Linked DNA regions of Mus musculus: region 1 is linked to region 2. Evidence: chromatin loops called from intact Hi-C (ENCODE). Cell type or tissue: heart. All regions are shown on one strand. Links, peaks and the distances in the headings refer to the core of each region. The heading gives the core; the rest is flanking DNA.

Region 1 (7,786 bases), core at 1,851-6,850, 230 kb before region 2:
CTGCGCTTGCATTGGGTCAGTATTAAGATTTCCAGCGCACTGCCTGCCTGGGACGGCCTGGCCCTGAGAAACCTCCCAGGGTCATGGGGCCTGGGGGAGCCAGGGGCACGGATCGGTCACCACTGCCTGGAAGATGACTCAGGACCCTGGTGGTGGCCAGTGCGGCCAAGAACCAGGCACCCAGTGCAACTTCAACCTCAGCTCCACTGTACCCCTACAGTGCTCAAGGCTGTGTTTAGCCAGGATAGGGCCTAGGCCCCCAGTCTGGTGGAGCTGGCATTGTGCCTCGCCCTCCCATCCAAGGCCTGGGGGATGGAGATTTGCCCAAAAGGAATCAAAGCTAAAGCGGGTCTTAAACCCCACCTCTGATTTCAATTATGGAGCGAACTCCCCTCCTGCCCCTGTCTTCCTCTCTGCCAACTATTACTATGGCTGGCTCCCCATGACCTCCTGACCTGACCAGGGCACTCTAAGCAAGGGGCTTCCCCTGAGATGAGGCCAGTGCTAGAGCATTATGGGAAACATCCCCCCAAAATGGGAAGTGATGTGTTCTGTGAGAGACAGGATTAGGGTCTCCTCCAGTGAGCAACAAGTCTGACCAAGACTTGGCTATGGCCAAACAGCTGAACCCTGTCTCCATCTCTTCCTGCCTCATCCAGGTAGAGATCTCTCAAGGTGGGAGAAGGGGGAATAAGAGACAAACAAATGGCCCGTGTCCTGTCTTCCCATGTCACCATGAGTTCCATAGGACAGAACCTTCTAGAATGGCTTCTTAGTCTTCTCTGGCTCTTCTACAGGTCTCCACCAAGTTTCCCCTTCCTCCAGGAAGCCCTCCCTGACTACCTTGCCTAAACCCTAGAGCTGAATCTGCACTTCAATATCAGGGTCCAGACTCCCTTTCACAGTAACACCCCCACCCCCACGCTCACTCCCACTTCTCCTGGCTGGGCTCCTCCCTGGCTCTCCCCACTCCGGGTCCTACTCTGGGCTGTGAGGCAGAAGCTGCCTCAGTTTCCCTGGCTGTGCAGCAGAGGATAAATCTTCCTTGTCAAGCCCTCAGGCCCCCTGAGACACTCAAGCGGGCTGAGGTGATGCAGTCATGGTTAAGGACAGCCTTTCCAGGCTGTTCCCTGATGACTGGAGCAAGGATCCCATGAGCAACACTTTCTCGCATCTCCCCATGCAATCTGGGAACCCTCCCCTAGGCCACCTACTTTGCAGCTGTGTCCTGGTTCTGGTCACCACCGCTCTCTCAGACCATTGGCTGCCCACAGCATCTCTTCCTCACACAGCACCTGAGGGCAATATACAGGCCACGTGTGTATCTTCTAGAGCAGCGGTTCTCAGCCTTCCTAACGCTGCTGCCCTTTCATACAGTTCCTCAGGTTGTGGTGAGCCCCCAACCATAAAATTATTTTTGTTGCTACTTCATTCATGCAATTTTGATAGTGTTATGAATTGTAATGTAAATATCTGATATGTAGGCTATCTGATATGGGACCCCAAAAGGGTTGCGACTTCTGGCTGTTCTTAACAAAATACTCAAACTCTTGCTTTGGCGAAAGAGGGACTTAGTGTATTTTTGTGTGAGAAAACACACCTGACACAATTTTCTTTGGGTACCATCTTTAAGTTTACAGTTTAATGTTGCTAAAGTTTTCCTCTTAATCTCCAGGGCATTCTCATCTTCTGTGACTGAACCTGGATCCACTGCACAGCCCCACCCCCACCCCCACCCCAACCCTTCCTAATTTTCATTCTGCTCCTAGGACTCATGACACATAGGGTCAAACAGTCTCATTGTGCTGCAGTGTGCGTCAGATTTTCCTTTTAAAGGCTGAGTAGTATTCCATTTAGTGGACATACCATACCTTGCTTACCCATTCACCTGCCTATGGCTGCTTTGGTGGCTTCCACCATTTGGTTACTGTGATTAATGCTGAATAGAGCTATACAAGTATCTCTTCGAGATCCTACTTTCAATTGTTTGTGGGGTCGGGGGTCAGTGTATCCTTGAATGGAGAACTGCCAGATAACAGACTAATTACGTAGCCTTTGGTCATACTCTGCAGTGGCTGCACATTTTACTGCCTCCTCGGCAGCACATCAGAATTCACACTTCTTGCCAGTGTTTATGGCGTCTTTTCTAGACAGTAGTTTTAGCAATAGGTATGAGACAGGATTTGACTGTGTAATTTGAATTTTTTCAGATCACATCTTGCTATGCACGCCCAGGCTGGCCTAGAACTTGTTATGTAGTCCAGGCTGGCCCTTAAACTTGTGACCTTCTGTCTCTGTGCCGAGTGTGGGGAGTGTTGGTCCACATCACTACAACATATCTACCATGCCTTGATGGGATAGCATGGAAGTACAGGGCTCCTATGTTTGGGGGGACACTGGTCCAACATTTAGTGCTGGGAGAATGATCCCCAAGCCTCGTGATAAACAGAAATACCTGCTGGGGTCAGAGTCACCCCTCTAGCTGAGAACCTTCAGCTCTACCCACCTCTCCTACCACAGTTTAATTACCCCTGCCCTTGTGCACTCCCTTCTCCCTGGAGCCCCAAACTCACCAATGCTGACTCTTCCCAGAGCTAAAAGAACAGTCTTCAGTGAGGGGTCGTCCTCAGCCAATCCTCTCTGCCCTCTTCATTTCTCTTCTGCCATTCCTGAGGGACTGGAGCCCACTCAGCTGTGGAAACTATGGGGTCCCAGCGCCTGCCTTCTGAGAAACCCCATACAGCCCCCATGGGGCCTCCCCTGATACAGGAAGTTCCAGTCCATGTAAGAAGCCCTTGGCCTCTGTGGTGGATGGAATGCTCTGCCAGCCTTAACCAAGCATGCACTGGGAGGGCTTTCGCAGGCAAGCAGCTAACACTGCCAGACTGACCTACGGGGAACTCTCACTGTGTAAGTCAGAACTCAGTGGCCAGTCTCAGATTTGTGGCTTTCCTCATCTGCAGCGTGGGGCTTCCCAAGGCCTCCATGAGGAAGCTACAGGGCAATAATGGACAAGAGGGGCTTAGTGTCACCTTGGCGTTAATAGAGGGTGGGATTAGTCACCATTCATGTCCAGGGGTTAGAAACACCAATGGGAGTAGCTTCCTGGGATGTGACTTTATGTAGAGAGAATGGGACCCAGCTGGACAGTTGCCTCAGAAGATTATGCATAGGATTGCTGCCTTCACTCTGATCAGCAGCAGAGTCTCATTTATGGACTGCAAGGACAGGAAGGCCATCATGTCCAGAGGCAGAAGACTCGGTATTCACACCTGGAGCAGTGGGTGGGAAAACTGGGGCAGAAATACAAGGCAAAGCAAACTGTTGGAGTCACGTGGCTAAAATGAACCTGGTCTAGGCAGCCTGAAGTCAGGAAAGAGGACATAGCCAAACTACGGGTCACCCAGAGCTGCCCAGCTCATGAAAGGAACAAGTCGGGCTCTGCTACAGAAGCTGAGAGAGGACGGAGGACGAGAAGGAGCAACTCTTGATGTGCCTGCCTGGTCTGCGCAGGTCCAAGGCAGCGACCGCTCCCTTCACCTTTCCACCCGGCTGCGGCTGTGCTAGCTTCCCATTGGCCATTGTTCGAGCAGCATTTTGAAGATCTGCCAGGTCTAAGACATGAATGAACAGGAGCCAACCAGAAGCATTCAGAGAAGCAGGATCAAGCGTTTCAACTTATTCTTGCTTCCCTGGGGAGAATCCATCTACAGTCAGGATTCTGACCACCATCCCAGGGGCATCCTTTAATCTTTCACCGAAGCTTCAAGTGTGGTGCGCTGTGCCCGGGCCACTCCTCACCTCAGCTGCTGTGCAAGGCAGCAGGCAAATTGGCACACATGTCCTCCAGGAGGCGCTGGCCTTTCTGAGACCGAGTGGCAAGGCACTGTGGGAACCTGACAGCCGATTTCTGTCACTTCCACCAGCGACACCAGACTGTGCCCATCCCCATGCCCCACACTGCCCCACACCTGCTCCATCAGGTTCTCCGAAACAGAACAGCCCTCAAGTCTTGCAGGAGTTGTGCTTCCTGCATCTGGGCCTAGGTGGCGCTGTGCACACTTGTCTCCCCAGCCCTGCAGGCAAATCACCTGCTCACAGTTTTGTGGATACCTTTCGCTTTCCCCGCTGCTTCTCTCTGGCAGCCTCGGGCATTCTGTTCCCACTAAGTGAGTTCCCTACCCCCAGATGATGGTAGCGGCCACCGCGGTGTGGACTCTGATGAATCAAACTCCCGTCCCCTGAAATGGTTTGGAAATGGAGAAAGCAGGAGGTGAAGGAAGAAGCTAGCCGGGTGAACAGGCCAGATTCGGCACCGGAGGGAGGGGCTGCCAAGGACCATCCCACCCCCTCATCCTTCACCCCACTGGGCTCCCCCAAACCCTACAAAGCCAAGAGTTGAGACCTTACAAAGCAAGCTGGGGTCTTGGTGACAGACAGGAGGACAGAGCAGGGGCGGATCTTCTACAGAGCACCCACGTGTCAGGTCGGGGCTGCTGCCGCAGCGGTGGGGTGGAGCCGTTCTGGTTTATGTCCTGAGCCATTTCCAGCCCAGGTGAGGCCTTTCTTGCAGAGCCCAGGGGCAGAAAGAGAAAAATGTGGTCCAACCAGTTACCCGATGTAGTAATAATAACGATAACAGCAACTCCCCTTTGGTCTGTGTCCCAGCCTCTCGTCTGCATCACCTCAAGTGTCCTCAGAGACTCCTGTCACTGCTCCTGTTATACCTAGGGGGATGCCCAGGACCTGGGGAAGATGGGGCTCACCTGGGTGCCTAGAGTATAGGTCTGGGTGGTGCCTAGGTAGGCATGCAGTGTGGAAAGAGTGAAGAGACAAGGATAATGGGGAGGGCTTCTTTCTACCCAGACCCCTGCTCAGCTCTCCTTACTATCCCCTGGTCTGCTAAAGTAGCTGCTCCAACCCTTGCCCATCCCCCATTTTAGCAAAAAAAAGCTCGCTGGGACTCAGGGGACCCTAGGTAGGGCGTTCTGTGCAACACGCCCCACACACACACACACACACACACACACACACACACACACACACACATCTCAGAATTGTTCCTCTGTGTGCCTAAGTGAGTCAGGACTGATCTGGCCTTTGGCTCTCAGTCTGGTCCCACTGGGGAAAAATGGGAGCCAGACACCACCAAATGGAGGCATTGGAGAATCACCCACCACAGCCATTCGTTGGGCTCCTGGCTGGTGGGCAAAGAGCAACGCAAGGATGATGTCACCAGATGCTCAGGGGCAAAGGGAACCACTTTTCTCCAGCTGTCTGTGTCTCAGTTTCCTTAACTATCTGTGCGATTGTAAGTAAGCCATGTGTGGGAAGGTGGTGTAGAATGGGCTTTACAAGGCACCTACCAGTTCACAAAACTGTCCCCATCAGTGGTGGTGCCACTGCTGTGGTCGTCTGTCCCCTCTCCCAGTCTGGTCTCAACCACTGAACAAACCTTCTGGTTTAAAGTCAGAAACACCTGCAATGTCAGACTTGATCAGGCTAGGGAGAAAGGTGAGCTCTCCAGCTCACTTGGTTTCTGTTCCTAATGCTGTGATAAAAATGAGACCAAAGCTATGGGCGTGGTGGTGCACGCCTTTAATCCCAGCACTCGGGAGGAAGAAGAAGGCGAATTTCTGAGTTCTAGGCCAGCCTGGTCTACAAAGTGAGTTCCAGGACAGCCAGGGCTATACAGAGAAACCCTGTCTCGAAAACCAAAAAAAAAAAAAAAAAAAAAAAAAGAGAGAGAGACCAAAGCAACTTAAGGGAGGAAGGGTTTATTTTAGCTCATGGTTCCAGGCTATGGACTCTGGTGGCAGGGAAGCCACAGTATCTGAGGCTTGAGGGGGCTGGTCATATTGAATCTGTGACTGGAGGCAGAGTGATGGGTGCATGAGTGTTGTGCTTGGCTAGCTTTCTTCTTTTTATTCAATCCAGGATCCGAGCCCAGGGAATGGTGTCGCCTATAGTGGACCAGTCTCCCACATTCAATACATAATTAAGATAAAAACCTCCTTGGCATACCCATAGGCCAACCTGATCTTAAAAATCCCTCATCAAGACTCCCTTGAAGATGATTCTAGGTTCTGTTGGTTTGACAGTTAACATCAGCCATCACGCCACATACCCAGAGAGCTGCTCCTGCCTTGGTTACATCATCTGTAAAATGGAGGCAGCAAGGTGGGATTGAGACTGTATGATGCATGCGAGGGAAGCTCAGCCTCAGAAAACTGCCAAGGGTGGGACCTGCCAATGGCCCCTGAGAACATGTTCCCTTCCTCCTCTGTGACATCAGAATAAGATCTTGGGGTCGTGGAGATGGTTTGGTGAGTAAAGTACTTGTTTTGTAAGCATGAAGGCCTGAGTTTGACCCCTAACCACCACATAAAGACTCAGGCACAGCGACATGCACCTATCACTGCAGTGTTGGGGGGCAGAGAGGGGCATCCCTGGGGCTTGCTGCCCACACCCTTAGGCCAGATAGATGGGTCCTAGGTTCATGATCTCCTCAAAAGCTAAGGTGGAGGGTTCAGAGGGAGATATATTACACAAGCACATGTGCATTTGTGTGTGTGTGTGTGTGTGTGTGTGTGTGTGTGTGTGTGTGTGTGTTTGGGGGGGCAGGGCACATGGTGGAGGTCAGAGAACCACTTTCAGGAGGCAGGCAGGCAGGTTAGCTGTCGTGAAATTTTCTAGGCGATTCTCCTGTCTCCATCTTTCACTTCAGCATAGGAGCACTGAGGTAGCCACATTTGGTTTTTAATACACACACACACACAGACACACACACACAAACCAGACCATGTATGGGTTTGCTCTTCAGTCCTCTCTACAATGCCTCAAGGCTGGTATCGTGCCCATTTTACAGATGAGTAACTGAGACACAAAGAGAACTCCACTCATCCATTTCTGTATGCACTGATTCAAACCCATGTATGTAGATATGTGTATGTATATGAATATGTATATATGGATATTAAAAGCTAGGAGATATCTAGCTATAGTAAATATGTATTTATTTTTATATATGTTCATGGATGTATATGAAAAGCTAGGGTATATAGTAGATATAGATGATGTATATAAGTAGAGGTAGAGAGATATATAGATGAGAGAGAGAGGGAGAGAGAGAGATACAGAAACAGGTACAGATAAAGATAAAGATACAGATACAGATACAGATACAGATATAGATACAGATAGTTGGGGGAGACACATGGATATGCCATGGCACTTGTATGGAGGTCAGAAGACAGGAGTTAGTTCTCTTTTTCTACCATGCAGGTTCAGGTCCTCTGACTAGGCGGCAATCACCTTTACAGCTCAGCCATCCCATCAGCCCCATATCCTACATTTCAGAGTGTGTCTTAGAGATCCACATCCAGACGACCAGGCACACCAGGCAAGCATTGAGCCCTCCACCTGGTCCTCTGTCCAGCCCTACATGTTTTTAAATATGACATCTTGCCTGGGGATGTGATGGAGTGGTTAGACCACTTGCCTCATATGAGCAAGGTCCCGGGTTCCAGCCCCAGCCCCATCTTCTGCCCTGCCTCGCACCAAATAAAATCTGACAGGAAAAGCCCAGGGAAGATACTCAGTGCAGGGGGAGCCAATAGCCAACACTGGCCTAGGGTTTTGCTCTTTGAACTTCCTTCTCATGGGCAACAGATAGAGCTGAGCCAAGTTGCACAGAGAGGTGGCACAGTGTCCTCCTGAGGTTTCTGTGCTTCTGGGAACCCGCTCCTTCAGGTGCAGTGGGTAAGAACAACGGCTCTTCAGCCCC
Region 2 (7,786 bases), core at 1,048-6,047:
CTCGCCCAGGCCAGGACACGGAGGAAGCAGACGGAAGGAAGGAGCGGAGCATCTACCTCCGCAGGGCCCACGTCGTCGTCCGAGTTAATACGAACCAGGAGCCCAAGACCACAGTCCGCTACCGAGTCCGGAAAAGGGACGCCAGCTCTTTATCGCGGGACTTCCGGGTTGTTGCCGGAAGCGGAAGTTGATTGAGGGACTAGCGTAGCGGCAGCGTCGCTCTAGACCTCAACCGTGTCACGCTAGTCTATGGTTTTAACTCGCCTCTTCTCCATGCTTCGGGGCCAAGCGCTGTTTGGGCTTCGCCTTCCTCCGCCCGCTGACCCAGTGGTAAAAAGAGAAGAGATGAGCAGGGATTCCTCTAGTCTCCGAGGCCACACCCTGGAACCTCTGATGCCACTCCAGAAAGACGAAAGGGGTAGTGGCTTGTTCCACCTTGGGTGGGGTCACTCCCGCTGAGGCTTGGCGCGGTCTACTGGACAAGCCCAGTGTCCTACTTTGCTTTCTGTTGCTGTGATAAACACTGTGATTTGAAGCAACCCGGAAAGAAAAGAGTTTGTTACAGTTGACACGTTACAGTCACACCACCCGAGGAAACCAGGGCAGGAGCTCGGAGCCGAAGCCAAGGAGGAACGTTGCTTACTGGTGTGAGGGTGGGTTTTTGTTTTGCTTTTCTTTTGGTTTTTTGTTTGTTTTTTTCTTTTTTAAGTCAAAGATATGGCTAGCCTACAATACTCCGCGAATCTCTAACACCTTGTAAAACCTTCATGTAAAGGAATTCAAATATTTTCACCCCCCCTTCCACCTCAACTAGTAAAACTTTTTTTTGGGAAAGCTCTGCTGCATTCCCAGAATGCCCTTGACCCAGAGCAGCCCAGTTGACCACTCTGCCCTTTCCTTCACGTTGATTATGCATTAGCCAATCAGATGAGGTAATCTCTGCCACCAATGGGGTGAGATTAAGTCACCACTTGCCTTAGAATAAAAGCTAAATGAACTTCGTGCCCATGAACTTCGTGCCCCGGTGTGTTTCCTAGCCTGGTTTAGATCCTGGCATAGACACCTTACAAAGAGAAACTGTTTTGCAGAGTTACTTCCTTGTTATTTAAGTGTTTTTTTGTGCAGCTCCACAAATATTCTTTTCCAACACTAGTTTGCTCTCTTGCTTGTTCGGGTTTTTGTTTGTTTGTTTGTTTTTCTAAAATGCCATGTGTATGATTGTTTCCCAGCGTGTATGTCTGTGCACCACAGGCATGCCTGATACCCACGGAGGCCAGAAAACAAGCAGTGGATCCCATGGAAGTGGACTTAAAGACATTGTGAGACACCATGTGGGTACTGAGAATCTAAGCCAGACCATCTGGAAGGCCAGCTCTTAACCTCTGAACCATTTCCCCAGCCAACTTTCTTATACAGCCCAGGACCACCTTCCTGGTGACAGCACTACTACAGTGGGCCTGGACCTACTATATCAGTTAGCAACGAAGAAAACACCTCGGCTGGGAGGTGTTGGCCCAGCACTAGGGAGGCAGAGGTAGGCTGATGTACAGACTGAGTTTCAGGACATCCAGGGCTACACAGAGAAACAGGGGTAGGGGTATGAATGGGAAAAGGGACTAAGACTCTTCCCTCTGGCCCTGTTCTACCTATGGGAACAACGGAGAGCCCCCCCCTCCTCACCTCTACAATCATGTTTCCACCTCCCGCCACACTCAATCTGGTTTCCCTGCCTGCAGATTGGGAGGGTAGACTCCACCCTAGGCTTCCAGCATTCTCTGTGCACTGCTCCAGCAGACGGTAGGGGTTACCCAGGAGGGACACACTTTGCACTAAAGAGTGGGCCTGATTTTGGAGGTTTAGACATTTGTATGAAAGTACAAATGCTGTGGCTCCGTGCAGAATGCCTGCCCCTCACGGTAAGATTTGCACTGCATGCAGAACCCCACAGTCTTGCCTCCCCATCCTCTCCGGGGACTCCTTTCTTCTTGTGATTTTTGTAAACCTGAAGGGATCGACAGCTGGTCCCCAAGTGTGGTTCTCTTTCCTGAGTCCTGTTCACCCAGGTTCCAGCTCAAATGTAGCATCTTCCATGCAGCCCTTACCATTCCCATCTGCTCAGGAGTGTGCCATCTGTCCCTTTTCATCCTCATGACCGACACCAGCCACCTGGGGAGGTTTTGGCTCATGATGGACCACCTCTGCCACAGTGGGTCTGTGAGATAATGCCACGTAGGCCATCTGCATAGATGGCTGAAATGATGATGGAGGTAGGAGGAGGTAACATGGTGATTAGGACTTGGCAGGGTACTAGGTACAGGAAGCCCATAGGAGTATATTCTAGGATGTGGGAGCAGAGACAGAATCAGCTAAGGACCCATATCCTTGTAATTAAGAGAAGAAGGAAGATCTAGAGAGATGACTCAGGGGCAAAAAGCACTTGCTGCTCTTGCAGAGGACATGGGTTTGGTTCTCAGCACTCATAAGGTGGCTCACACTCATCTATAGTTCTAATTCCAAGGAATCTAATACCTTCTTCTGCACCCCTCAGGTACTATGTGCATGTGGCACACATTCATATATACTGAAGATAGAACGTACACCTAGGATAAAAAAGTAAATGTTCTGGTGAGATGGCTCAGTGGGTAAGAGCACCTGACTGCTCTTCCGAAGGTCAGGAGTTCAAATCCCAGCAACCACATGGTGGCTCACAACCATCCGTAACAAGATCTGACTCCCTCTTCTGGAGTGTCTGAAGACAGCTACAGTGTACTTACATATAATCAATAAATAAATCTTTAAAAAAAAAGTAAATGTTTTTAATTTAAAAATATGTTTTTAAAAGATTCATTTATTTTATTTGTATGGGTATCTTGCTTCCATGCATATATGTATATATATATATGCATGTATATGTATATGTATATGTATATATGCGCACCCATGCCATGTCTGGTGCCATGGACCCCCTGGAACTGGAGTTACAGTTGTGTACTGCCATGTGGATACTGGAAATTGAATCAGGATGCTCTGGAAGAACGGCTGAGCCATTTCTCCAGCCCTGAATACACACACATACACACCTACACACACCTTTTTAAAGGCACTCATGTCTTTTTTTTTTTCTTTTAAGAGTTATGCAAGGCTGAAGAGATGGTTCGGAGATTAAGAGCACTGGCTGCTCTTCCAGAGATCCTGAGTTCAATTCCCAGCAACCATCTGGTGGCTCACAACCGTCTATACTGGGTTCTGGTGCCCTCTTCTGGCATGCAGGTGTACATGCATATAGAGCACTCAAACATAAAATAAATAAATCTTTTAAAAAATTATTTTAAAAAGAAGAGTTATGGGCTGGAGAGATGGCTCAGCAGTTACTGACTGCTCTTCCAAAGGTCCTGAGTTCAAATCCCAGCAACCACATGGTAGCACACAACCATATGTAATGAGATCTGATACTCTCTTCTGGTGTGTCTGAAGACAGCTACAGTGTACTTACATGTAATAATAAATAAATCTTAGGCCCGGAGTGAGCGAATCTGGAGCAGAGGTCCTGAGTTCAACTCCTAGCAGCCACATGATGGCTCACAACCATCTGTATAGTTACAGTGTACTCATATACATTAAATAATTAAATAAGTCTTTTAAAAAAGAGTTATGCGCTGGGCAGTGGTGGCACACACCTTTAACCCCAGCACTTGGGAGGCAGAAGCAGGTGAATTTCTGAATTTGAGGGCAGCCTGGTCTACAGAGTGAGTTCCAGGACAGCCAGGACTACACAGAGAAACTCTGTCTCAAAAAACAAACAAACAAACAAAAAAAAAGAGTTATGCATTTATTTATCAGGCATGTGTGTTACTACTGTTAACTGCTGTTATTAGGATTGAATTTAGAGCTGCTAGCTTTGTGCATGCAAGTGCTGTACTGGTATGCTGGTCCCTGCTCTCTCTTGCTCGCTCTTGCTCTCTCATTCTCTTTCCTTTCCTTCTTTACTTTTTAAAAAAGATTTATTTTATTTTAATGTATATGGGTACAATGTAGCTGTCTTCAGAAGACACACCAGAAGAGGGCATCAGATCCCTTTACAGATGGTTGTGAGCCACCACGTGAGTGCTCGGAATTGAACTCATGACCTTTGGAAGAGCAGTCAGTGCTCTTCACTGCTGAGCCATCTCTCCAGCCCCACCTTCTTTTCTTTTTGAAGCTACATTTATGTGTTTATCTATTTTGTCTGTGTGCATGCACAGGTTCCTGTGCCACAGTGCCCATGTGGAGGCCGGAAGACAAACCGCAGGAGTCGGTTCTCCTCTTCTATCTCGAGAGCCTCTTAAATGGAACTCTGGTCATCAAGCTTGGTGGCTGTCTTAGTTTGGGTTTTACTGCTGTGAGCAGACACCATGACCAAGGCAACTCTTATATAGGGACAACATTTAATTGGGGCTGGCTTACAGGTTCCAAGATTCAGTCCATTATCATCAAGGTGGGAACGTGGCAGCATCCAGACAGGCATGGTGCAGGAGGAGCTGAGAGTTCTACATCTTCATCTGAAGGCTGCTAGTAGAATACTACCTCCTAGGCAGCTAGGATGAGAGTCTTATAGCCCACACCCACAGTGACACACCTACTCCAACAAGGCCACACCTTGTAACTGTGCCACTCCCTAGGCCAAGCAGATACAAACCATCACAGAGGCGAACTCCTTTATCCACTGAGATGAAGTTCACAGAGTTTCCCAGGCTGGCCTTGACCATGTGATGCTCCTGTGCGCTCCGTTGGGTCTGAGTCATGCTTTTCTGCCCCAGTGTCTGGCATAACATTGACAGGTGCTCGGCTGGGAATACAGGAGTGTGGTGTTAGGCCTTGCTCCATCCCCGACACTTAGAACTCCGGCACAGCACGGGCTGTGTGCAAATGTGCAAAATCACCGAGTCAAGGGGCAGAGAGGGCTTGAAGTCTGCGGTAAAGCCCACCAGGAGCAGAGCTGTACTTGAACAAAGTGAAAGTCAGTAACCTAGTGCAAGAAACTGCACAGAGCAAACTGTGCCGAGGCCTGCCAAAGGGAAAGGTGGGGTTCTCATAGGGTTTGGGGCTGAGTGCAAAGCAAGCAGTGCTGAATGGGCCTCAGCAAACCTAGCTGTATGAAAGGGGTTAACATCTGGCTGGAGCTAAACATGAGACTCATGATTCTGTCTCCTTGGACACACAGTTAAGATAAATATAGTCTGTTGTGTTTTTTAAAAACACCAAAAAAACCCTTTCTGACCCTTTGCACCTGGGTTGGGAATCTAGTCTGCTTCTCTGTGGGATCCGGCGCCAACATGCTGACAAGAAGAGGCTGTTCTGACCTCAAGGCTGCGGCGGCAAACAGCAACATTTTTGACTTATTTAGAAAACAAGGGTTCTCAGGACTGCCTGTGTTTTCATTATCAGAAGATTTTTTCTCTTTCTTTGGTAATGCTGGGGACTGAACCCGGGAGCCTTGCTGACTGACTGTAAAAGCCCCTTGCCACCAAGCTCTGTCCCAAAGGGAGACCTGACAAGTTCACAGTTGATGGGAATCTCACCATAAGGCCAGCATCTGGAAGCAAAGCCTCCCGAGGCAGGCAGAGCCTGATGACCTCGTCCCCTTGTGGCCCCAGCTCCCTGAGGCCCACATCACAGTGAATGTCCGTTGTGTAACCATCCTGGCAGAAGGGACAAGTTCTAAAGAGAGACATCCTTGCCCCTCCTGCTGGCTATCAGAGCAGTGAAGCAACGGTCCCCAAGGAATGGCAGTTTCCCTGGGAGAGTCCTGTTGCAATAATTTCTTACCCCAGTAAGCCCATATAAAAACCACACAATCAGTTATTATATTTATAAGCTATAATGCCTAGATTGGGCAGATCTACCACTACACTAACTTTTCCCCCAGCTATGAGATGGATGGATGGCTACTTGTGGCTTCTTCAGGCCATGTGGTCCTGCTCCATCTTCCTCCCAGCTCCTCTTCCTCTGTTCTTCCACTCTCACACGTCCAGCCCCTCCTTTCCCTTCCACTGCCCAGTCATCAGCTCTACCCTTTATGTGACCAGTCAGAATGGGGAGAAGGTTCCGTGAGATCACCTGAGTGTGTGACCTACTCCTTGTGGGGGCAGCCCCTCTCGAGGAAGCAGAATTAACATCAAAATACGAACAGCACCGGAACAACCTACAACAGTGTCCTGCTTGAAGAAGAGGAAGGCCGAAGCCTGATGCCAGCCAGAGGAAGAACGTGTCTCCCAGAGGGAGATGTGACACAGTTTTGGCCGCTTGTCAGACTACACTGCAGAAAGACTGAAGCTGAGACAAGATGGGTAAGGCTACCTTGACAAGAACTACTCAGTTATTCATAGCTCTAAGCTGCCTGTCAGAACCCAGAGATGGATTTGATGGGGAATTGTCACTGGACCTCATGTTTCTTCATTCATTTCCTTGATGTGGCTATATTCAGTTCCTCTGCTTTTTACTCTTGCACACATGTCTCTTTAACTACTGTACTGGGGATAGTGGCAAGCCTCATTGCAGGATCTAGGCTCAAACCCTGAAAACTTCGCTGACATTTGGGGCTTTGAGCCGAGTTATAAGCCCTACTGGTGGGACCCACCAAGGGTGGGCTGTCTTCCTTTCTCCGCTGTGTGTGATACACAATATCAATAGATGCTTGTGCCCATTAAATTTAACTATAGACAAAAGTTCTAAATACAGAGAAGTGGACAGGGCCAGCAAAAGAACAGCAGCCGTGGAAGAGAAGAAACAAAGGAGGAAGTTTGAAAACCAGGGCTGGAGAGATGGTTCAGTGGTTAAGAGCACCGGCTGCTCTTCCAGAGGTCCTGAGTTCAAATCCCAGCAACCACATGGTAGCTCACAACCATCTGTGGTGGGATCCGATGCCCTCTTCTGGTGTGTCTGAGACAGCTACAGTGTACTCACATACATAAATAATTCTTTTTAAAAAGAAGAGAAAAGAGAGTGAGTATGGCTGCGGGGTCGCGGCTCCGAAATCCGGCGCCATCCGCGCCCGGCGCGGGCAGGCTCGATGGCTCCCGCAAAGAAGGGTGGCGAGAAGAAGAAGGGCCGTTCTGCCATCAACGAGGTGGTGACCCAAGAATACACCATCAACATTCACAAGCGTATCCATGGAGTGGGCTTCAAGAAGAGTGCTCCTTGGGCACTCAAAGAAATTCGGAAGTTTGCCATGAAGGAAATGGGGACACCAGATGTGCTCATTGACACCAGGCTCAATAAAGCCGTCTGGGCCAAGGGAATAAGGAACGTTCCATATCCCATCCGAGTACGCTTGTCCAGAAAACGTAATGAGGATGAGGATTCCCCAAACAAGCTCTACACGCTGGTAACTTACGTGCCTGTTACCACATTCAAAAATCTACAGACGGTCAATGTGGATGAGAACTAACCTGCTCATGTCAAATAAAGTTGCAGAACTGCCAAAAAAAAAAAAAAAAAAAAAAGAAGAGAAAAGAGAAAATGAAAATCTCTTAAAGCAAAACTCTAAACACATAGCCAGTGTTGCTATTCTGAGAGTTTTGGGGAGCGGTAATAGAATTGTTGGATCCTGTTTTAGTCACTGTTCTATGACAGTGAAGAGACACCATGACTAAGGCAACTTACAAAAGGAAGGCATTTTTTAAAATTTTTATTTATATGAGAACACTGCAGCTGTCTTCAAACACACCAGAAGAGGGCATCAGATCCCTTTACAGATGGTTGTGAGCTACCACATGGTTGCTGGGAATTGAACTCAGAACCTCTGGAA

Evidence for each region. Peaks named below come from ENCODE experiments on the same cell type or tissue, not always from the same donor. Only the 100,000 strongest peaks of a DNase experiment are listed, where the experiment ranks them.
Region 1: a loop joins it to region 2, with 2.9 times the contacts of the local background. A loop is called at or near these places in 4 of 42 quality-filtered maps.

What each region holds. Positions count from the first base shown.
Region 1 is chr4:137,160,601-137,168,386 of GRCm38, forward strand. Gm13003 (predicted gene 13003) reads right to left here and starts at 4,466. Exons shown (of 4, transcript NR_040443.1): 1 at 2,574-4,466; 2 at 1,215-1,295. In heart, for the core only: a CTCF peak has its summit at 4,043; a DNase peak (open chromatin) is centred at 4,051; H3K4me3 peaks cover 762 bases; H3K27me3 peaks cover 3,500 bases.
Region 2 is chr4:137,388,251-137,396,036 of GRCm38, forward strand. It overlaps Gm52681 (a long non-coding RNA gene), which reads left to right. Exons shown (of 3, transcript XR_003955130.1): 1 at 1-653; 2 at 1,230-1,534; 3 at 2,549-2,806. It also overlaps the pseudogene Rpl31-ps10. Among named protein-coding and RNA genes, the nearest start is that of Gm52681, 5.0 kb to the left of the region's middle. In heart, for the core only: a CTCF peak has its summit at 3,268 (motif pointing left); DNase peaks (open chromatin) are centred at 5,301 and 5,661; H3K4me3 peaks cover 107 bases.